Regions from separate parts of the Homo sapiens genome. Here all the other regions are linked to region 3. A link is an interaction called in ENCODE POLR2A ChIA-PET data of the cell type or tissue named here. Cell type or tissue: GM12878. All regions are shown on one strand.

What was found. Peaks named below come from ENCODE experiments on the same cell type or tissue, not always from the same donor. Only the 100,000 strongest peaks of a DNase experiment are listed, where the experiment ranks them.
Region 1: POLR2A ChIA-PET joins it to region 3 with 6 read pairs; 2 of 35 experiments call an interaction of 5 or more read pairs at or near these places.
Region 2: POLR2A ChIA-PET joins it to region 3 with 9 read pairs; 4 of 35 experiments call an interaction of 5 or more read pairs at or near these places.

The regions. Positions count from the first base shown.
Region 1 is chr17:50,171,016-50,179,015 of GRCh38, reverse strand. It overlaps SGCA (sarcoglycan alpha), which reads right to left. Exons shown (of 10, transcript NM_000023.4): 9 at 3,567-3,759; 10 at 3,088-3,304. The coding sequence ends at 3,579. It also overlaps the pseudogene H1-9P. Among named protein-coding and RNA genes, the nearest start is that of SGCA, 9.0 kb to the right of the region's middle. RefSeq lists enhancers at 2,974-3,268, 3,562-4,163. In GM12878, a CTCF peak has its summit at 448 (motif pointing right); a DNase peak (open chromatin) is centred at 7,815.
Region 2 is chr17:48,658,456-48,666,455 of GRCh38, reverse strand. The region is part of intron 3 of LINC02086 (long intergenic non-protein coding RNA 2086); the gene reads right to left. Among named protein-coding and RNA genes, the nearest start is that of LINC03057, 16 kb to the right of the region's middle. In GM12878, a CTCF peak has its summit at 2,721; no DNase peak of the experiment used is centred here.
Region 3 is chr17:48,911,466-48,919,465 of GRCh38, reverse strand. It overlaps UBE2Z (ubiquitin conjugating enzyme E2 Z), which reads right to left. Exons shown (of 7, transcript NM_023079.5): 3 at 6,445-6,632; 4 at 3,279-3,390. Among named protein-coding and RNA genes, the nearest start is that of UBE2Z, 7.1 kb to the right of the region's middle. RefSeq lists an enhancer at 3,304-3,643. In GM12878, no CTCF peak of the experiment used is centred here; DNase peaks (open chromatin) are centred at 3,485 and 4,167; H3K4me3 peaks cover 4,423 bases; H3K27ac peaks cover 3,533 bases.

The DNA of each region.
Region 1 (8,000 bases), 1.3 Mb before region 3:
TCAGTTTGGACTAGCCACATCTTAAGTGCTCAGTAGCCACATGGCCTGAGGCTGCTGTACTGGATGGTGCAGCTCTAGGCAGCAGTTCCGTACCAAAGATCATACAAATTTAGGCTTCCACTCCCAATTCACAGGGAGAGATTGAACTTTTTACAAGGTGCAGGTGGAAATGGAGTTCATTTAGCCTGAATCTTAGGGGCCAGGGAGACCCCAGGGACCTCTGGCCTTGTGGGATTGTGTGTGCTTGCATGCAATAATGTGTCCATCCTTGGGAGCTGCCAGAGTGTCCAGTTCCCACAAATTCTCACAACAGCCCCAAGGCGGTTATGATGATCATCTTATGAGTAAACTAACCCTCAGCTGGCTGAGCCAGCTGTTGTGTGGCAGGATCATGATTCCAGTCCTGCTCCGGGGCAGCGTGCAGCAGGGGGCTGAGGCCGGCCCTAGGTGGCGACTTGAGTCACCAGGTCTGGCTGATAGAGAGGTGGTGAGGGAATGTCTGAGCGTCAGGCCACGTGTGGGTGCTGTGTTTAGAAGGAAGGTGGAGGCCACCCACTGGGTAACAGGGGCAATGCCATCATGGGACTGGAGGAGACAGGGGTGGAGCAGAGTGTGCAGCTGGGCCAAGTCTCCCGGTGGAGGTGGCGGTGGGGGCGGCTGCCCTTCTTTGTCCTGGGCTGTGGGGGGTGGAGCTTGACTGCTGGCTGGAATCTTGCACGCCAGGGAGGGGCTGTTGCCCAGTGGGGAGGCGCTAAGTATGTCTGTGCCCTCCCGGCATGCTGCCGGGGGCCTCTGGACGTGTGTGCCCAGGCAGGGCTCAGCGTCTTCTGCAGGCACGCCATCCTCCCAGCTACTTGTCTGGGCCGCTTCCTCTCAGGCCGGCAGCCAGGCTCCCGTGTGCTCTTTGGAGCTGAGCAGAGAGAAAGGCGCTGCCAAGACCCCAAGGCAAAGCCGGGAAGTGAGGAGCTGGCCTTGCACTCTCCCAGCCCTGGCCAGCACAGGAAGAGCACAGGAGGCCCAAGAGCTGCCTGGCTGCAGGGGGCGAGCCCAGAGATGAGGGGTGGGCAGCCTCCTCCTCAAGGGAGCAGGGATCAAGGAGCCACCCCAGGCAGCAGGCTGGCTGCTGGAGCCTCCGGTCTGCGCAACTCCTGGTTTCCTTCAGGAGAAAGAAAGAAATAGCCAAGGAGAAGCCAGAGGCACCCGCTAGTCAAAGAACCCGTTTGGTTATGGCGTGGGCACCTAAAGAGCTAGTCATTCAACAGGCAATTATTAAGCACGTACACTACACCTCAGCCTGCCTCAGCAGATGCTCACGAAACCAGTGTTTGATGAGTTGATTGACTAACTAATGGGTACAGGGAGGCTCAGGAGATAATGGAAGAAGCTTTAGCCATGGCCTTGCTCAACCCCTGTGCCCTGAGAAGGGGAGCAACCTCCTTAAGAACACTGAGCACAGGAACGGTAGCTCACAGCGGTCATCCCAGCTACTCAGGAGGCTGAGGCAAGAGGACCACTTGAGGCCAGGAGTTCGGGACCAGCGTGGGCAATGTAGTGAGACCCTGGCTCTAAAAGAAAGAACGCTGAGCAAACCCAGACACATGGTATCCCTTCATGCCTTCCTTCAGAACATCCTTCCTGAGCACTCACTGTGTGCAGGCACTGCACCTGCTGCAGGCTGAAAGAATCGTATGTTCTAGTGCGGAAGAGGACTCGGAATATGTGAGCCGAGACAGCGCGAATCCTCTCAGAGAGCAGGAAGGCCTCGCAGGGCAGGCAGTGGGACCGCAGTGGGACCACAGCGGGGACAGGGAAGGCCTCTCTGAGGAGGTGCCCTTTGGGCAAAGACAGAACCTGCAGTGAGGGGCTAGTTGTGTGGATGTGGGAGCCAGGGCCTCCCAGCAGAGGAAAAGGAGAAGGAGGCTGGAGTGGTGATGCCAGCCCTTGTCTGTGTTCTCTCGGAGTTGCCACTAGGGGAGGGCCTTGCCAGCTATCCCTCTTTTAGCCGGGCCCCTCTCGGGCTGAGTCCCTGGCCTGTCCTCACGTGGGAGTGGGAGTATATGAGCCTGGACATGGCCAGATGGCAGTGATCGGGGCAGAATCGGCCCCATTTGGTTGTGTCCACCTGGGAAAAACAAGCTCAGGCCTTCTCATGGCCAGCTGAGCTCTTCTGAGCTCGTGTGGGGTCAAGCTGTGCTAGCACCACTCAGTCCAACAAGGGTCCCAGGCTGTGCTGTGTCCTCTGCACCCCTGCCCATCTCTGGAGGAGCTCAGCAAGGCGGGGGGTAGTCCTTGAGCCTAGGGCATTCCGGGACCCGCATTCCAACCTCCCTCTTTCCATATCTTTTTTTTTTTTTTTTTTTTTTTGAGACAGAGTTTTGCTCTGTCACCCAGGCTGGAATGCAGTGGTGTGATCTCGGCTCACTGCAACTCCACCTCCTGGGTTCAAGTGATTCTCCTGCCTCAGCCTCCCGAGTAGCAGGGATTACAGGTACGTGCCACCATGCCTGGCTAATTTTTGTATTTTTAGTAGAGATGGGGTTTCACTATGTTGGCCAGGCTGGTCTCGAACTACTGACCTCAAGTGATCTGCCTGTTTTGGCCTCCCAAAGTGCTGGGATTACAGGTGTAAGCCACCACGCCCGGCCTCGCTCTCCATATCTAGATTGGCTTCTCTCCAAACACAACAGACAGAGGGACTCTCCTTCCAGGGAATCTTGAGGTGCCAAAGAAATCTACAGGTAAGGGTCTGGATTTCCTGCTTCCAGAACCCCTCAACCCTGTAGAAGGCAGGGTGGAGGCAGAAGTGCCAGGGTCAAATTCAAGCTTTGCCACTTGCTTGTTCTGTAGCCTTGGGTAAGTCACTGACTCTCCCTTGGTCTCTGTTTCCTTGTCTGTGAAATGGGGATAGTGATCCAGGCATACCTCACTACCAGGTTCGTGGGAGGGCTACAGATAGCAGGTCCTTCCCTCTTTCTTCCAGAGAATTTGAGAAAACAGCAAAATGCCAAGAGTCCAAAGGGCAGGCCGGCAGGCACTGGCTGCCTATGGGGCCTCCCAGAAAGCACAAAGGGAAACAGAGCCAGTGAGGACGGGAGAGGCTGCCAGCAGCAATTGGTGAGCAGAGCAGCAGATATTTATTCTGAATGTCCTTACTCCACACACTCTCACCCCACCCCACCCCCTCTCCCTGCTTGTTTAGAGCCTGGGTTCCAGGAGGGCCAGGAGCTGGAATCAGCAGGTGGGATGTGCCACTCGTGGTGTGGACAGAGAAGGGAGGATGAAGTCAGGGCTGGACCTGGAACCACTGTGGGAAGAGAGAGTGGAGGGCTGAGAGGGCCAGATGCTGGTTCTCCTGACTTCCCCACCCTGACACTCCAACTGCGAGTGCTTGGCATTGGGGTCATAGCCCTGGCACTGGTGAGGACCCCCAGCAGCGGCCTCAGAGGGGCAGACAAGTCTATGTGCCTCTTCCCCTGACCTCTCCCAGACCCCACCATTTGCCCCAGCCTTGTGATAAAGGCCATCTTGTTCCCAGAAATAAGGCTGGCATCACCCACCAGACCTACCTGGCTAGGCTGTCAGTGCTGGTCCAGAATGAGGGGCACCTGGGCGCTGTCCACGCGGGGAGGCAGCCGCTCACCTGTGTGCACATTGAACATGGGCAGGGTGGAGAGTGGCCGGGGCACCTCGCGGCTGGCCGCCATCTGCCGCAGCTCCTCTGTGTTCCCGTGGATGGTGCAGTGGTGGACCATCTGGATGCTGGAGGCACAGGTGGGGAGTCATCAGCTCTGGGAGTCAGCTGCCCTGGAGTACAGCCTGGAACTGCCTCTGAGCCACCCTGCGGTCCTCCCCACCACTTATGTGGGGAGAGACTCAGACACATGATGCAGGGGCAGAAAACAAACAGAAAGCTCTATGGGGCCGGGCGTGGTGGCTCATGCCTATAATCCCAGCACTTTGGGAGGCCAAGGCAGGCAGATCACTTGAGGTCAGGAGTTCGAGACCAGCCTGGCCAACACGGTGAAACCCTGTTTCTACAAAAAATAAAAATAAAAATTAGCCAGGTGTGGTGGTGGGCACCTGTAATCCCAGCTACTCAGGAGGCTGAGGCAGGAGATTCACTTGAACCTGGGAGGCGGAGGTTGCAGTGAGCTGAGATCGCAAGAGACTCCATCTCAAAGTAAAAAAAAGAAGAAAAAAAACAAAAAAAAGAAAGCTCTATGGTGCCTGCTCAGTGCCCAGTGGTCAAGACATAGGCTGTGGGTGTAGACAGCCTGGGTTCAAGGCTGTGTGTCTTGGGCAAGTTGCTTAACCACTCCATGCCTTAGTTTGCTCAACGGCCAAATGGAGATAATAACACCTACCACCAGGCCGGGCGCAGTGGCTCACACCTGTAATCCCAGCACTTCGGGAGGCCGAAGCGGGTGGATCACTTGAGGCCAAGAGTTCAAGGCCAGCCTGACCAACATGGTGAAACCCCATCTCTATTTAAAAAAAAAAACCAAAACCTACCTCCTAGGACTGCTGTGAAGATTGAAAGAGAAAATGTGGCTGAGTGTTTACAACAGTGCCCACCACGTGATAAGCGCTCACAAGATATGGAGACATGAATAGACATCCACAGGGGCCATATTCTTCCAGAAGCCAGTGTTTGCTGAGCTTTATATTATGTTTTTATATTATTTATTTATTTTTAAGAGATGGGGTCTCACTTTGTCGCCAACTTCAGTGCAGTGGCACAATCGTAGCTCACTGCAGCCTCTACCTCCTGGGCTCAAGCGATACTCCTGCCTCAGCCTCCTGAGTAACTGGGACTATAAGTGCAAGCCACCATGCTCGGCTAATTTAAAATTTTTTTTGTAGAGACAGGTGTCTTACTATGTTGTTCAGGCTGGTCTTGAACTCCTGGCCTCAAGGGACCCTCCTGCCTCTGCCTCCCAAAGTGCTGGGATTACAGGCATGAGCCACTGCACCCAGCCAAGAATTGGTTTTCTTAGAGGAGCTGGGGCCCCAGGCAGGGCTGAAGCGACCCCACTTGCCACTTGGTTACTGATGAGATGAGGGAGGAGAAGTGATCCCCACCCATGTTCAGGTCCCAATTAGTGGACACAGACTCCGGTTAGAGCCTGACAGTTTAGACTGCAGAAAAGACCTAGCTTCACGCTGAATGGGCCATGCTCCTCCTGCGGGGAGGCCAGCAGGAAGAGGTGGAGTCACCATCTAAGGCCAGGGGAGGGTCAAGATGAGCTCTTGAGTCTGGAATTCAGTGAGCTGAGTTGTCCGAAACCCAATTTTCTATTCCCAGGCAAGGGGAGACTGAGGGGAAAGAAAGCAACCAGTGTGTGGATGCTGAGATAGAGACAGCTGGGCAGGTGAGGCCCTGGCAGAGGAAGGCCTCAGTCAGTGGGCCCCCTCCTTATTCCCAGCCCCACATCTGGACCTCATTACTCTGGCAACACACAGGTGGAAAAATGTGCTGGGGATGTTTTTCTAGAGCAAGAGCAGAGGCCAGACCCCGCAGTGGCTTCCCCACGGTCCTTCCACATCAGCACTTGGGCAGACAGACAAACGGCAGGCATTCCTACACACTCAGGCACACGCACAGACACACACACACGTGGCCTAGGTCTCACCCACACCCACTCCACCACCAACACACAGTCCCGAAAGCACTGCCTCTGGCACAGAAATCCCCAGGAGAGGGTCGTGGGGCCTGGAGGACTCTGTGACCGCTGAAATCTGATCTAGGTGAAAAGCAGGCAGCAGAATCATAACTTGTGGATAATCTGAAAAGTGGCAGACATTGAACAAGTGAAAAATTGGATTTTGTAGAAATACATCAACGTGAAATCCAAACCAGCCAAGGCTAACGTTGCACATGGTAAAACGGTTATTGATTTCACATTGACTGAGGCAGCAGATTTTTCTGACAACATCAGAGCTACAGAGTTGACCCGGGGAAGGCTGGATGTGGAGGAAATACTGGTCACAAGAGAATATCCCCAGTGCCAGTAGATGTTAGTGTTTAAATTTGGTTCAGTCCAAAAAAATTGAGGAATAAAATCTTCCTAGTGAAATGTACATGAAAAATCACTGATCCCCATGGGGAAAAATTCTATAAAATTGAAAACAGAAAATAAAAGCAAAGCCTTTTAACTGCTTTGTATAGAAAGTTGCTTGAGGAATTAAGTCAACTTAGCGTAAGTCAACTTAGCGTACATCTCTGTTCACTTTGGAAACTATATTCCCCATAAAAATTCATAAATGTTGGTATAACCCTGATGCCTGCAAAGCTTGTATTCTTCAACCCAGTGGCTCAAAAACCCAGTGGGTCAAGATGGTGGGATCAAAATGGTGAGTTTAAAACTGGGGGCCAGGCCAGGTGCAGTAGCTTTAGTCCCAGCTACTCAGGAAGCTGAGATGGGAGGATCGCTTGAGCCCAGGGAGTCTGAGGTTGCAGTGAGCTATGATTATGCCACTGTGCTCCAGCTTGGGTGACAAAGTGAGACCCTCTCTCTAAAAATTTTTTAAAAAATAAAATCCGCCCAGGCATGTGCACACACACATGCATATGTGCACGCACCGTGCAGGCCCGCTGTCTGGCCCACAAGCGCAGCCCTCCTCCCCAGGACACCTGGCATGTTACATGCCTCCACCATCTGGCATCTCCGGTCCACCCCTCCCCGGAGGAAACAATGGGGCCACTGTGACCCACACAGAATTCTGGTAGCCTCTGAGGTCACCACAGAGATAACCTCACCAACCCCTGCACCAAGAGCACAAGTCTGTGGAGGCCAGCCGTGGGTGACCGTCCTTGATCCTCTTTCTGGCCACACAGGTAAAGGTGAGGGCCGGAGCTCAAGAGGAAGCCTCAGCGAGGACCAGGAACCGGGACACACCTCAGCCATCCTGTGAGGGGCAGCCCAGTGGAGACTTCCAGCCGCCCTGGAGGTCCTTGCACCCAAGACACTTCACCTACCCCAGGGAGAGAAGCAGAAAGGCACTTCGCCACTGTCTCCATCAGTGCTGTTGAACTCAAATACTGCCATGGGTGGAGGCCAGCAGGGCAGCGTGTCCCTAGCAAGACAGCGACTGGGCAACGCACCTGTGCCAAACCCTGCCAGAAGCCCAGCACGTCCAAGGTGATCCTGAGGGCTGTGGCGGACAAGGGGACCTGCAAGTATGTGTCCCTGGCCACCCTGAAGAAGGCTGTTTCCACCACGGGCTACGACATGGCCCGAAATGCCTATCACTTCAAGCGTGTGCTCAAGGGGCTGGTGGACAAGGGCTCAGCAGGTGACCGGCAGGGGGGCCTCAGGCTCCTTCACCCTGGGCAAGAAGCAGGCCTCCAAGTCCAAGCTCAAGGTCAAGAGGCAACGACAGCAGAGGTGGCGCTCTGGGCAGCGCCCCTTTGGACAGCACAGGTCACTACTGGGCTCCAAACAGGGGCACAAGCGGCTTATCAAGGGGGTTCGAAGGGTGGCCAAGTGCCACTGCAATTAATGAGGCAGGCCAGGCAAGCAGTCAGGGGTGCCAAGACCGCCATTGGCTCAGTGCAGTGGGAATAAAAGGAACATAACTTATTTCACATCTGCCTCCTGGAATCTAGGGTTCAGGGTATTGGGAGAGGAAGAGGGCTGGGGGCACATAGGAGGGGTAAGGCCATGAGTAGGGGAAACCAGGCCAAAATAAGAGAGGAAGGATTTGGAAAGGGCTGGCAGAATTGGAAGCACTCATAGACACCAGCTAGTCCAACCTCGTGATCTTGCAGGTGGAGCATCTGAAGCCAGAAAGAAGGGTGACAGAGTAATTGTGTGGCAGAGCCTGGCCTGGACCGCAGGTGTCTGACTCATACTGATACTGGGAGTCTCTTAAGTTGCTTCTCAAGCCCTTTCCCCCAGAGTGGCAGCAGGTCCCATTCCCCTGTGTCACAACAGGCTTTTCTTTTTTGGGGGAAAGAGTTTCACTCTGTCGCCCAGGCTGGAGTGCCGTGGCACGAT
Region 2 (8,000 bases), 250 kb after region 3:
AGTGCAGTGGCATGATCTCGGCTCACTGCAACCTCTGCTTCCCAAGTAGCTGGGACCACAGACATGAGCCACCATGCCCAGCTAATTTTTGTATTTTTCTCTAGTACTCTTTAAAAGAATATAACAATGTCTTGCACCCAACAACCCAAAATACACAATATTCAGCATCCAATAAAAAATTGCCAGGTAGTCAAATAAATAGGAAAAAATTACCCATAACCAGTAGATAACTAAAGCAATAGAAACAGACCACAATATTCAGAGATGATGAAATTAGTAGGTGAGGACCTTAAAATAGCCATTATAAATCTCATAAATTATGCCCAAGGATATAAAGAAAAACATAAATATGATGAAGAGAGAAAAGAAATATATTTTTAAAGGACCCAAAATGGAACTTCAAGAGATGAAAAGTTTATGATCTAAAAATGAAAGATGCACAGGAGGAATTAACAGCAGATTATACACTGCAGAAGCACTGCATAAGAAAAGATTGGTGAACTTGAAAATATAGCAATAAAAACTATTGAAAATAAAGCACAGAAAATCCACAAAAATAACAGAGCACCAATGTCTTATAAGATAATATCAAAACCAAGACACATCATAATCAAATTATTGAAAAGGTTGGCTGGGCGTGTGGCTCATGCCTGTAATCCCAGCATTTTGGGAGGCCGAAGTAGGTGGATCACTTGAGAACAGGAATTCAAGAGCAGAGCAGCCCGGCCAACATAGCAAAACCTTGTCTCTACTAAAAATACAAAAAGTAGTCAGGCGTAGTGGTGCACGCCTGCAGTCCCAGCTACTGGGGAGGCTGAGGCAGGAGAATTGCTTGAACCTGGGAGGCGGAGGTTGAAGTGAGCTAAGATTGCACCACTGCACTGCACTCCAGCTTGGGCAACAGAGTGAGACTCTGTCTAAAAAAAATAAGTAAGTAAAAATAAATAAAATAGGCTGGGCATGGTAGCCCATGCCTCTAATTTCAGCACTGTAGGAGGCCGAGGCAGGCGGATTACATCAGGTCAGGAGTTTGAGACCAGCCTGGCCAACATGGCAAAACCCCATCTCCATTAAAAATACAAAAATTAGGCTGGGTGAGGTGGCTCACGCCTGTAATGCCAGCACTTTGGGAGGCTGAGGTGGGTGGATCATTTGAGGTCAGGAGTTCGAGACCAGCTTGGCCAACATAGTGAAACCCCTTCTCTACTAAAAATACACAGATTAGCCGGGCGTGGTGGCGCAGGTGCCTATAATCCCACCTACTCGGGAAGCTAAGGCTGGAGAATCGCTTGAACCGTGGAGGTTGCAGTGAGCTGAGATTGCACCATTGCACTCCAATCTGGGTGACAAGAATGAAACTCTGTCTAAAAAAAAAATACAAAAATTACCCAAGCATGGTGGCACATGCCTGTAATCCCAGCTACTCGGGAGGCTGAGACAGGAAAATTGCTTGAACTCAGGAGGTGGAGGTTGCAGTGAGCCAAGATCACACCACTGCACTCCAGCCTGGGCAACAGAATGAGATTCCATCTAAAAATAAATAAATAAATAAATAAATAAATAAATAGAAAAATTAATAAGGAAAATCTTAGAGTACCTAGAGAAAAATGAACACATTACCTAGAAGGGCAAAGAAGACAAATACAGTGGACTTCTTGTCACAAACTATGTACACCGGAAGATAATGGAATAACATCTTTAAAGTACTAAAATAAAAACTATTAACTTAAAATTTTTTCCATCTTTAAACTATGAACATGAGACACCTATTAGCATCCTGTACCTCATAATGTCATGAACTGAGACAGGTAAACATCACTTCTGTGGTTTTCATGCCAAAATGTATGCTTACGTTTAGTCATGAGAGACATGAAACTCAAATTGAGACGAGTTTTACAAAATAATTGACCAGTGTAATAAATTAGTTGATTCCATGATGTTCAACTGCTGAGTTTTCAAGCCCCCACCCCCACTCCTCCTTTCCCTTTTATCCAAAACCTGGGCAAGCCAATAATAAAGGCAGAAGCTGGGCGTGGTGGCTCACGCCTATAATCCCAGCACTTTGGGAGGCCAAGGTTGACGGATCACTTGAGGCCTGGAGTTTGAGACCAGCTTGGCCAACATGGCAAAACCCTATCTCTACTGAAAATACAAAATTAGCTGGGCATGGTGGCGCATGCCAGTAATCCCAGCAACTTGGGAGGCTGAGGCACGAGAATTGCTTGAATTTGGGAGGCAGAGGTTGCAATGAACCGAGATTGCACCACTGCACTCCAGCCTGGGCAGCAGGGTGAGACTCTGTCTCCAAAATAATAATAATGATAAGAATAATAATGCCAGGGTACTCTCCTCCCTTAATGCCAGGGTACTCTCCTCCCTTGCACCAGTAGGGAAATTCAAACCACAAAACCCTGGCCTGTGCATCAGAACTCTCACCCCAGCTTTACTCCCTAACAGTAAAACCCAGGGCCACTTGCATCTCCTTGTTCTCAAGCTGTTTTTAGGCCTTCTTAAGAGCCTGCCCTGTTCTGCACAGAAAACCTCATTACACGAGTAATAAGCTTTTTCAAACCCTCTGTATGTGTGTATGTGGCATCACCAATCTTGATGTCTAAACCAAATCTGGGGTAGAGATTTGATCCCTTCCTCTGTGGGGCAATCACAAGACAACTGGCACAGGGAACAGCGTACCTTAGATGATAGCCACCCACCATCAGGGGTCTCTCTCCTCTCACTTTGGCTTGCTATTGATTCTGCTGCCTATTGGCAAGCTTACACTTCGAGCTGTGCTGCTTTGTTCCACATTTGCTGAGGACTACTAAATCTCTGTTACAGATGTAACTGACCTGAATTGAAAGTTTCTATAATTGGCATTTTGAGACAGAAATATGAAATTGAGGATGTCCTTAAAGTGGCCCTAAAATGTGAGCCCCGTCTGGACCTATCTGTGCATCTTAGATTGAATTGTATGTCTTGATTCTGGCATAAACCATCGCCGATCCTAGGCTCAAGGGCATGACACTTATTATTTTGTGACTGTTGGTTGTATGTCCCAACCAGGCATTAGCCTATGTTCTATAGAGTGTGCAGGAGAAAGGCTGATACTCTGTGCAACATACAGGGCCATCTGGTGGTTGCTCCGGTGAGGAAGCGCAGTCACCAGGATTAAAGATAAAAACACTCAATAGCACTCCATGCCATGAACCCTTATAAAAACTAGGCCAGAATGCCTTACTCCATCTCTCTTAAAGGGTCAGAGGACACCACCATCACCCTACCAGATAACTATAAAACAGACCCAGAAAGAAGCTGGGTTTGATTAAGTGCTGCACCTTATCAAACTGTCAAGGGATTCATTCAAATCCAACTCAAGGCTGGGTGCAGTGGTTCATGCCTGTAATCTTAATGCTTTGGGAGGCTGAGGTGGGAGAATTGCTGGAGTCTAGGAGTTCAAGATCAGCCTGGGAAACATAGTAAGACCTCGTCTAGGCCGGGCATGGTGGCTCATGCCTGTAATCCCAGCACTTTGGGAGGCCGAGGCGGGCGGATCACGAGGTCAAGAGATTGAGACCATGCTGGCCAACATGGTGAAACCTCATCTCTACTAAAAACATAAAAATTAGCTGAGTGTGGTGGTGCGTGCCTGTAGTCCCAGCTACTCGAGAGGCTGAGGCAGGAGAATCGCTTGAACCTGGGAGATGGAGGTTGCAGTGAGCTGAGATTGCGCCACTGTACTCCAGCCTGGCAACAGAGCGTGACTCTGTCAAAAAAACAAACAAACAAATAAAACCTCATCTATACAAAAAATTTTAAAATTAGCCAGGTATGGTGACATGTACCTGTAGTCCCAGCTACTTGGGGGGCTGAGGTGAGAAGATTGCTGGAGTTTGAGGCTGCAGTGAGCCATGATTGTGCCACTGCACTCCAGCCTGGGTGACAGAGTAAGACCTTGTCATTAAAAAAATCCAGGGGTTGGGTGCAGTAGTCATGCCTGTACCTGTAATCCCAACACTTGGGGGGCTGAGGTGGGCAGATCACTTGAGGTCAGCAGTTTGAGACCAGCCTGGCCAACATGGCAAAACCCCATCTCTACCAAAAATACAAAAATTAGCCAGAGGTGGGGGCGTGTAGTCCCAGCTACTGGGGAGGCTGAGGCGTGAGAATCACTTGAACCTAGTAGCAGAGGTTGGACTGAGCTGGGATTGTGCCTCTGCACTCCAGCCTGGGCAACAGAGTAAGACCCTGTCTCAAAAAAAAAAAAAAAAATCCACTAGCCTGGGCACCACAGCAAAACCCCATCTCTACAAAAAATGCAAAAATCAGCTGGGTGTGGTGTTGGGTGCCTATAGTCCCAGCTACTCTGGAGGATGAGGTGGTAGGATCACTTGAGCTGATGAGTTTGAGGCTGCAGTGAGCCAACATCACACCATTGCACTCCAACCTGGGAGACAGAGCGAGACTGCCAAAAAATAAAAAATAAAAAATAAATAAAAATCCAACTTAAGTCTACAGTCCCTAAATCAAATAAAATAACAATTGCCATGAAAGTGGCTGCCATAAGGCCAGGTGCAGTGGCTCACGCCTTGTAATCTCAGCACTTTGGGAGTCCAAGGCAGGCAGATCACGAGGTCAGGAGATCTAGATAATCCTGGCTAACACAGTGAAACCCCGTCTCTACTAAAAGTAAAAAAAATTGGCCTGGCATCGTAGCGGGCCCCTGTAGTCCCACCTACTCGGGAGGCTGAGGCAGGAGAATGGCGTGAACCCGGGAGGCGGAGCTTGCAGTAAGCTGAGATCGCACCACTGCACTCCAGCCTGGGCTACAGAGCGAGACTCCGTCTCAAAAAAAAAAAAAAAAGAAAAAAAAAAGAAAATGGCTGTCATGAAAGTGGCCCCTAACCCTGAGGGTACTGATTTGGGACTCTCCAGAAGAAGAAACGTAAATATGAGCAGAGAAGAGAAGCTCCCTCCCCCTGAAGTACATCCAGTAACTCCCCCCAGACACACACACACACACACACACACACACAACTTAACAGAGGTTCATGATTTAACCCAGTTGCAAATCTTAAATTTACTCTAAAAACTATACAATAAAAAGATATTTAAAGAAGGAAGGGAGGGTCTTGTTGGCTTTTGCACTTGTACAACATAAGTTCTAAATTAACTTTAGGCCAGGCGTGGTGGCTCATGCCTATAATCCCAACACTTTGGGAGGCCAAGGCAGGTGGATTACCTGAGGTCAGGAGTTCGAGACCAGCCTGGCCAATATGGTGAAACTCCATCTCTACTAAAAAATACAAAACTAGGCTGGGCGCGGTGGCTCATGCCTGTAATAAAAGCTCTTTGGGATGCCGAGGCAGGCAGATCACGAGGTCAGGAGATCGAGACCAGCCTGGATAACACACAAAAAAATTAGCCAGGTGTGGTGGCACGCGCCTGTAGTCCCAGCTACTCTGGAGGCTGAGGCAGGAGAATCGCTTGAACCCAGGAGGCAGATGTTGCAGTGAGCCGAGATCATGGCACTGCACTCCAGCCTGGGCGACAGAGCGAGACTCTGTCTCAAAAAAAAAAAAAAAAAAAAAAAAAAAAAGAAAAGAAGAAGAAGAACTATTGATTTGCCTAAATTCCCCATATTCATAGTGCCTGTTGCCCTAAAATATTCCACAATGGACATGTACTCTGGCCTAGTGAGTACTAAACAAAAACAAAATTAAGTTTTTGGCAATTACAACTGGCTTAACAAAATGAGAACCTGAGCCTTTATCATAACCTATTAAAACTGTTCACACAGATAAAACTAGGTATCCTGAGAGTGACTCTGTATAAAAAATAAATAAATAAAATGTACTAGGACCTTTTCGAGACAGGGTCTCACTCTGTGGCCCAGGCTGGAGTGCAGTGGTGCAATCTCAGCTCACTGCAGCTTCCCCTTCCCAGGTTCAGGTGATCCTGCCACCTCAGCCTCCCTAGTAGCTAGGACTACAGGCACACGCCACTTGTTTCGGCTAATTTTTGTATTTTTGTTTGTAGAGATGGGTTTTTTCCCATGTTTTCCAGGCTGGTCTCAAACTCCTGGACTCATGCAATCCACATGCCTCAGCCTCCCAAAGTGCTAGGATTACAGATGTGAGCCACCGCACCTAGCCATAAGCTCAAAACCCATTATATAAGACCTATTTAGAGAAGGGTGATTGTCCCCAGTTTTTCTCCACTCCAAATTGTCCTGGTCTTAAACCTAGAATGAATGAAGGATGCCTGATGGTGGATTACCACAATCATAATGCTGCAGTTCCACTTAAGAGTTCCTGGCACTCCTGAAACCCTTGAAATCTTTAGGCTAATATGTGTCTTTTGCATGCTAATGAAATGATTAGCTGGGAGTGCTAGATAGCTTCAAGATGGGGGCTGATGATCAGAAAGACCAAGGCATTAAAAGTTTGGAACTTTCAGGCTCATCTCAGACCTATGGGGCGGGGAGAGGGCTGGAGATTGAATCAGTCACCAATGGCCAATAATTTAATCAATCATGCCTAGGTAATTAAACCTCCATAAGTCCCTTCTACCCTACAGGGTTCTGTAAACACGTGGAGGTCCCGGGAGAGTGAAGCACTCAGGGCATGGAAACTCTGGGGGTACCCTCCTCCACCCCCGCTCAATACCCTTCCCTGGGCATCTCTTCCATCTGGCTGTTCCTGAATTGCATCCTTTATAATAAGCCAGTAAATGTAAGTAAAGTATTTTCCCGAGTTCTGTGAGCTATTCCAGTAAATTATGGAAACTGAGGAGGGGGTCATGAGAACACCCGATTTTTAACTGGCCAGTCAGAAGTACAGGAGGCCTGGGACTTGTGACTGGTCTCTAAAGATGGGGCAATCTCGTGGGAACTGATGTGAACTCCAGGTAGATAGTGTCAGAATGAAACTGAATTGCTGGACACCCAGTTGGTTTTCAGAGAGTTGGAGAATTGGTTGGTGTATTAGGTCGTTTTCAGGCTGCTGATAAAGATATACCCGAGACTGGGAAGAAAAGAGGTATAATGGACTTACAATTCCAAATGGCTGGGGAGGCCTCACGATCATGGCAGAAGGCAAGGAGGAACAAATCACATCTTACATGGATGGCAGCAGGCAAGAGAAAGAGAGCTTGTGCAGGGAAACTCCCGTTTTTAAAACCATCAGATCTTGTGAGACTTATCCACTATCATGAGAATAGCACAGGAAAGACCCACCCTCATGTTTCAATTACTTCCCACTGGGTTCCTCCCACGACATGTAGGAATTGTGGGAGTTACAATTCAAGATGAGATTTGGGTGGGAACACAGTCAAACCATATCAGTTGGTATAGGGGAAAAAACCCATACATTTAGTGTCAGAAGTGTTGTGAGTAAAAAACAGGCCAGCTTCTATACTACTAAAATTACTGCCTCCCTCCAATCAGCAACTGGCAAATACTTTGCTATCATATATTTGGGCTAATATGTTCTCTTAAGTTCCCGTTTCAGCCAGCTTGTCTTTACCATTGCATGGACACAATATACTAACTACCCATGGGACCCCCAACAGACCTGCCATTGCACACGATCTTTGCAAACAAAAACCTTAACTGCATCCAACTCTCTCCAGAAACACAAGTATGATGTTAGATATATGACATCCTTCTCAGAGGAAATTAATTTTTTAAAAAGACAGGGTCTTGAGGCCGGGCGCGGTGGCTCACGCCTGTAATCCCAGCACTTTGGGAGGCCGAGGTGGGTGGATCATGAGGTCAAGAGATCGAGACCATCCTGGCCAACATGGTGAAACCCCGTCTCTACTAAAAATACAAAAAAAATAGCCGGATGTGGCGGCAGGTGCCTGTAGTCCCAGCTACTCGGGAGGCTGAGGCAGGAGAATGGCATGAACCCAGGAGGCTGAGCTTGCAGTGATCCGAGATCACGCCACTGCACTCCAGCCTGGGCAACAGTGTGAGACTCTGTCTCGAAAAAAAAAAATAAATA
Region 3 (8,000 bases):
ATCAGAAGCTTCGAAAGATAAACTTCAACTTTGGTCTAGAAAGCCAATATAAACAGGGTCTCACTATGGTGTGAATAGAAGGGGAGTATGGCCTCTACTCCTTTAATTTTTCCTGTGCTCTTCTCCTCTTACCACCAACCCCAGTCAATTAGAGCCCTGGCCTCTGATAAAAATAGCTGATGGGCCAGGCGCGGTAGCTCACACCTGTAATCCCAGCACTTTGGGAGGCCGAGGCAGGTGGATCATAAGGTCAGGAGGTGGAGACCAGCCTGGCCAAAACAGTGAAACCCCGTCTCTACTAAAAATACAAAAATCAGCTGGGTGTGGTGGTGTGTGCCTGTAAATAAATAAAAAATAAATAAATAAATAAAATAAAAACAACTGCAAGTCATTCTGGAAGTAAAAAATAAAAAACACAAGGCTGGGCATGGTGGCTCACACCTGTAATCCCAGCACTTTGGGAGGCGGACGTGGGCAGACTGCTTGAGGCCATATGTTCAAGACAAGCCTGGCCAACAGGGCGAAACCCCATCTCTACTACAAATACAAAAATTAGCCAGGCGTCATGGTGTGTGCCTGTAATCCCAGCTACTTGGGAGGCTGAGGTACTAGAATCGCTTGAACCTGGGAGGCAGAGGTTGCAGTGAGCTGAGATCACACCACTGCACTCCAGCCTGGGTGACAGAGTGAGAGTCTGCCTCCAAAAAAAAAAAAAAAAAGACAAGACCTAAAAATCAGCTCCTGCTAATGAGGTCTATTTCAATTAGACTCTCCTCCTGAAATGAATGTTTGGAGAAAGGATGGGTTAGGAAATAATTTTTGTTAACTTTTGAGGCCAGACTCTGTGGCTCACACCTGTGATCCTACCACTTTGTGAGGCCGAGGCAGGCTGATCACCTAAGGTCAGGAGTTCAAGACCAGCTGGCCAACATGGTGAAACGCCACCTCTACTAAAAATACAAAAATTAGCCAGGCGTGGTGGTGTGCGCCTGTAGTCCCAGCTACTCAGGAGGCTGAGGCAGGAGAATTGCTTGACCCTGGGAGGTGGAGGCTGCAGTGAGCCGAGATCACACCACTGCACTCCAGCCTGAGTGATGGAGTGAGACTCTGTCTCAAAAAAAATTTTTATTTTTCATTTTTGAAAGGCATTTTATTATCCTTTGTTCAGGTCTATAGAGGAAGAATCAAAGTTGGTGTCATATGTAATAGTTTAAAAATAAATTAAGTTGGCCAGGCATGGTTGCTCACGCCTGTAATCCCAGCACTTTCAGAGGCCAAGGCGAGTGGATCACCTGAGGTCCGAAATTCGAAACCAGCCTGGCCAAGATGGTGAAACCCCTTCTCTACTAAAAATACAAAAAATTAGCCAGGTGTGGTGGTGCGTGCCCGTAATCCCAGCTACTCGGGAGGCTGAGGCAGAGGAATCACTTGAACCTGGGAGGCAGAAGTTGCTGTGAGCCGAGATTGTGCCATTACACTCCAGCCTGGGTAACAATAGTGAAACTCTGTCTCAAAAAATAAATAAATTAATTAAGCTGTTCTAATCACCTATCCGGAATCATTTTCTTTTGGGACTATCACTGGAACTTTTTCCCGTGCTCATGAGTAATTCAGGAAGGCACATCGGAAGAGTGGGAGAAGTTGGGCTCCAATGTAAGTCTGGGGTCCTATCCTGATCTGTGTGTCTTTGTGAAAGTTAATTAACCTCTCTGAGGCAACATTATTTCACTTGAAAATGGGAATAACCATATTTAACCTCACATAGTATGAAGGTTAAACAAGAAATTATATATAAAAACTTGGTAGTGTCCAGCACAGAGCATGCTCTTGGAAAAATGTGAGTTTTCTCCACCTTCTCGTTGGCACTGTTAACTCAAAAAGTCTTGCCCGGGACTCCTAATGACTAGCTCCTTTGACTCTGCAGGTAACAGTCCTTCATAACCCCAGAAGAACAGCTGGCTGGGTAGTAGTCCCTACAGAGCAACTTTAGGGGATGCTGAGAATATAGGCACATAGAACCCACTGGATGCCACAACCCCCAAAGCAGGTCAGAATTAATTTCCAAAGGAGTCCATTGACTTCCATGCTATAAAGGAATCCAAGTCACATACTTATTGTAACTCTCACAAATAAAAAAATTCATTATTATTATTATTTTTTTAAGACGGTGTCTCGCTCTGTCGCTCAGGCTGGAATGCAATGGCCCAATCTTGGCTCACTGTAAGCTCCACCACCTGGGTTCACGCCATTCTCCTGTCTCAGCCTCCGAGTAGCTGGGACTACAGGCGCCTGCCACCACACCCAGCTAATTTTTTGTATTTTTAGTACAGACTGGGTTTCACTGTGTTAGCCAGGATGATCTCAAACTTCTGACCTTGTGATCTGCCCGCCTCGGCCTCCCAAAGTGCTGGGATTACAGGTGTGAGCCACCGCGCCTGGCCATTATTATTTTTTTGGGGGTGGGGGGACCGAGTTTCGCTCCTTACCCAGGCTGGAGTGTAATGGCGTGATCTCAGCTCACTGCAACCTCTGCCTCCAGGGTTCAAGTGATCACACCCAGCTAATTTCTTTTATTTTTAGTAGAGACAGGTTTTCACCATGTTGGCCAGGCTGGTCTCAAACTTCTGACCAGTTAATTTTTAGTAGAGATGGGGTTTTACCAGGTTGGCCAGGCTGGTCTCAAACTCCTGACCTCAGGTGATCCACCTGCCTGCCTCAGCCTCCCAAAGTGCTGGGATTACAGGTGTGAGCCACAGTGGTCGGCAAAAAATTTCATTACTAAAAAACACGTGTCAATTCCCTTTTTTTCCCTATACCAACAAATGTAGTACATGGGGCTGTGCTAGGTCCAAAACAAAACAAAACAAAACAAAACAAAAAAAACCTCCCAAGCAGATCTCTTAAAACACTATTCTGGCTGGGCGCGGTGGCTCACGCCTGTAATCCCAGCACTCTGGGAGGCCGAGGCAGGCGGATCACCAGGTCAGGAGCTGGAGACCAGCCTGGCCAATATGGTGAAACCCCATCTCTACTAAAAATATAAAAATTAGCCAGGCATGGTGGTACACGCCTGTAGTCCCAGCTACTTGGGAGGCTGAGACAGAATGGCTTGAACCCGGGAGGCGGAGGTTGCAGTAAGCTGAGATTGCACCACTGCACTACAGCCTAGGTGACAGAGGAAGACTCTGTCTCAAAAAAAAAAAAAAACAAAAAAACCAACCAACCAAACAAACAAAAACAATAGTCTACACCCCAGAGCCAGGCCCATCTGGCCTTACCTGTTCAAAGCCGGGCTCATTGTGATAGGGGTTCTCAGTCATCAGGGACTGGATAGAGATGAGCACTGAGGAGATGCTCTGGGCTGGGCTCCAGGCAGGTCCAGTCCATGTACTGTAAACACATCAGAAGGAATGGAGGGTGAGGCAGAGAAAGAATAGGGAACAAGTACCCTGGGGCCCGGCAACACCACCATAAGTGACTCACCATAAGTTTCTCTTTCACTATTAATACTCTGGAATTTCCCAGCCTCTGTCTCATGCTCATGTTCTGATTTCACCAGAAATCAGTCAATTGCCTAATCCTCAAATCAAGGGGGGGGGGCAAAAGAACAGGTAATAGCAAGCTATGTAACTTTGAAGGGATTTTCTTTGTACTAGAAACAGTTACGACAATCAAAACAAAAGAAATTAGGTAAGCAATTAGCTCCAAAGTTGTCTAAATGTTAATCTCCGTGGATCTCAAAGAGCTTGTTTATGGGTGGTGATGGAGTTAGTGAGGGGAGAGGGAAGTTGAGCATAAAGGGACACAGGTGACTGAAGCCATCTGGTTAGAGGCCATGTGGTGGGGCTATTGGGGATCCAGTTCTGTATCAAACCCCCAAGGAGTGTCAAATTCTCTTAAGACTACACAACTCTTCCAAAGAACAGGAAGAGAATAAGGGGTGCTTCCAGACAGTGGAAGGTCTGAAAATAATATATGGAAAACGTCAAATACCAAAATTGCTCCTCTCTTTCATAAACCCAACCAAGTATTAGGGGGAGGGGACAGCTTGGATGTTAATGACATTTATTTTTAGCTCAATTAATTGAAGAGATGGCACCGGAGCTGGAAGCCGAACACAACCTAAGCCAGGACTGGCTTGTTCAAGTTGACTGCCTGCTTCTGTTTCCCTGCTGTACTTGAGGAAAGCCCAAGTCAGTAATGCCTAATAGTAACTTCACTGGGGACTGCTCTTAAGTGCCTCTATCTTTTCAGCTTTGCTCCCCCAGGAACTCTAGACCTACTGCTCTCTGAAGCTTTACAACAGAGTCAACTCTCGTTAAATTTCTTTTGTCAGTAAGTCAGCCCAACATTGTTTTCTAGGTAAAGAGGAAAAAAAAAACATGGCTGATAAAGCTAATACAGTCAACTAGGAACACCTAAGAATTTTCTTTTCTTTCTTTTTTGAGACAAAGTCTCCCTCTGTCACCCAGGCTGGAGTGCAGTGGCGTGATCTTGGCTCACTGCAACCTCTGCCTCCCAGGTTCAAGCAATTCTTGTGCCTCAGCCTCCCGAGTAGCTGGGACTAGAGGCATGCGCCACCATGCCTGGCTAATTTTTGTATTTTTAGTAGAGACGGGGTTTCGCCAGGCTAGGCTGGTCTCGAACTCCTGACCTCAGGTGATCCACCCGCCTCGGCCTCCCAAAGTGCTGGGATTACAGGTGTGAGCCACCGCACCCGGCTGAAATTTTCTACTCTGTGATTCTTTATGGCAAATTTTCAATTTCAGGGCAGCTTCTCCTTTTCTACCTAACACACTTCTACTACTTTTACCCCACTGTCCTGTGGCTGGTATCTCAAAAGAGTTTTATATTGACCCAATGAGGGAGAGCCTACTTTGAGACACGCTTTCGCGAACAAATTTCATACAGAAGCAACGACTAAATTTCTTTATCATCATGGGTTTTAGCCTACCAGCAAAGACAATTAATTAAGTACCCTAACGAGATGAAGTACTTCTTTAAGGACAACCTCCTTTAAAAGACTTCTTCACTGCCAAAATCACAGCAGAACATATCCCTGGGTCTGAGCAAGTCCTAGAAAAATGAATCATGTCTCTAAGTTTATTTCAAATGCTGCTCTTCCCTCACACAAACCTGGAAACATGTTGGATAGCAGGAAAACAGAATAATCAGTTTGGGGGTACTTTCTCAACTTCAACCTGCACGTGTTCTCTGTCCCAGAGAAGTTCAGACCACTATAAAAACACCAATCCAAAATATGCGAGAAGATGTCCACACTGAGTTTTCAGCCCCCAAAGGCAACTAAAATGGGAACTCTATGAAGCAAAACCTCAGAAGCATCCAGAAAGAAGATGCACTAGAAACTCATTTCATATCTAATGTGATTTCCAATCTCAGACATTTGTCATTATTAAAATATTATAATCAGGTCAGGCATGGAGGCTCATGCCTGTAACCCCAGTGCTTTGGGAGCCACAAGAGGACGACTGCTTGAGGACAAGAATTCAAGACCAGCCTGGGCAACATAGTGAGATACCTGCCTCTACCAACAAAACAAAACAAAACAAAAACAAACAAAACAAAACAAAAATGAAACCATAATGATCACCACCACCACCACCGCCACTGCCTTCAAAGCAACTTATTGCAAGACTCAAATTAAGACACCCCAAATCTTGAATGGCACAGACCTGCAGCCTTTCTCAACCTGTTCAGGAGAGAAAATAAGGCCTTAACACCCCAAGAGAGTGGTTCTGAAACTGCAGTATGCACCACAATCATCTGGAGAGCTTGTAAAAAACAGATTTCTGGGCCGGGCACGGTGGCTCATGCCTCTAATCCCAGCACTTTGGGAGGCCAAGGTGAGTGGATGATGAGGTCAAGAGATCGAGACCATCCTGGCCAACATGGTGAAACTCCGTCTCTACTAAAGATACAAAAATTAGCTAGGTGTGGTGGTGCACGCCTGTAGCCCCAGCTACTTGGGAGACTGAGGCAGGAGAATCGCTTGAATCTGGGAGGCAGAGGTTGCAGTGAGCCAAGATCGTGCCACTGCACTCCAGCCTGGCGACAGAGCAAGACTCCGTCTCAAAACAAACAAAAAACAACAACCAAAAAAACCAGATTTTTGGCCCCAACCCCAGAGTTTCTTTTGTAGGTCTAAGATAGGGCCCCAGAAACTGCTCGGCTACAAGTTCCCAGATGCTCAGGGCCACACTCTTAAGAGAACCACTTCTCAAAGGTTACCACTGTAATAAATTAACTTCTCCCCTCTGCATCTAGAATGATACTAGTCACATACCATCCTGAGGAGATTTGAGAAGAGTCACTCAATCATTTTCTGTGTTCTGTAGTTCAGATGAGGGACTCCGGTTGATAAAGGCTGACCTAGAGTAATTATCTGCTAACAACCGACTTGGCTACTTAAAAGTCTCCTCTTACCCTAGAATACTCAAGCAGACTTTCCCATTGCGGTAGAAGTTGGGGTTAAACCTCACTGTGTTATTGCCCGTTGTCATCAGTTTGACCCGAGGTGGGTGGATGGGATAGTCGGGCGGACACCGAAACACGAACAGGAAGAAACCCCCTTCATAAGGAGTGTCAAATGGGCCTGTGATCAATGCATGAATCTGCAAAATAAAACCCCATCTCAAAATTGTGAGGTGATGACCCACCCCAAGCCCTCCTGGCTACCCTCCACCTACTACCCACACCAGAAGCAGAGTCCATAATCTGGTACACATGTTCTATATCCTCACCATGCAGAAGGAACATCCTGTATTCACTCATACTAATACGTAGGTTTGGAATTTTAAGAAATCTCATTACAGTGGAATGACATCTTACTCAGGGGTTACTTCTAAAGTTAGAGCCCAAGGCGAAAACTGAATCTAGTCAAAATCACTCTTGAGTATCCCCTAAAACTCTCTTAAAGCATTTTTTTTTTTTGTGCAGACCTCCCTGATCAGTGTTACATATAATGGATAAAACACCACTGTGGAAAAATATAATATGCTTATCTATAAAATATAACCCTAGCGTTTTTAATTTTGAGAAATCGACACAGATTTTGACTGAATATATGTTTGGATTTGCCCAGGCCAAACATGCATATGATGCAACCCCACCCTACATTTATGTGGCACGAAGGGAAAGTATGATGAAAGGAGACGAAGAAAGGGATTGGAGGCCACAGCCCAGTGCCAGTAACACAGCAGGGTTAGGGGGTGTGATGGATGCCTAGGGTATCTGCTTGCTTCCTCTGCAGAGGATCAAACCTATTGTGGAGGATGTGGCTCAGGCAGCACATCATGACTGAAAATGGGGAAGACTCAGGGTCCACTCAGAGCCATTAGACCAGTCCCAGAACTTTCCCCAATACTGTTTAAAAAAAAAAAAAAAAAAAAAATCAGCCGTCCTGAAAACGACACTAAATTCTCTTCCCCCTCAAGCCATAATTCTTCAACAGGATTTCCCCCCCTGAAGGGAGGAAAACCTGAACTGACTCAGTTATATTTCTTCTTCCACAAAGGCTCCTAGGCATTTAGGTCTGCTAAGCATTTGAACAGCAAAAGGAAAGGGACGTGGCAATCCAATGCCTAAGTCTATAGTTCCCACCTTGCCCTCCTGGCAAGACCCTACGTCATATTCTGGCTCTCAGTCATTTGGAATAGTAAACTCAACTGGTCTCAACATGGCATCAACTCTGGGACCCCAGGTACTAGGCTATTAACACTGGTACTTGACTGAGGACGAGATGTCCTAGGAAAAACATTTCTAACTACATAAAAAAAAAATATGAAGGGAAATCTATTCAAAACAACAAAAAAAGATACACCAACAATACAAAATCTGAATTTTTACTGTAAGAAATTTACTGTAAGAAAACTATGTGTTTCACTTAAACAGCATTAGGTTTAGGAAATATGATTTCTTTCTAACATCAGTTTAAGTGCAACTGCACTTCTGTGGGTAGAGCATTCAGTGACAGAGAAACC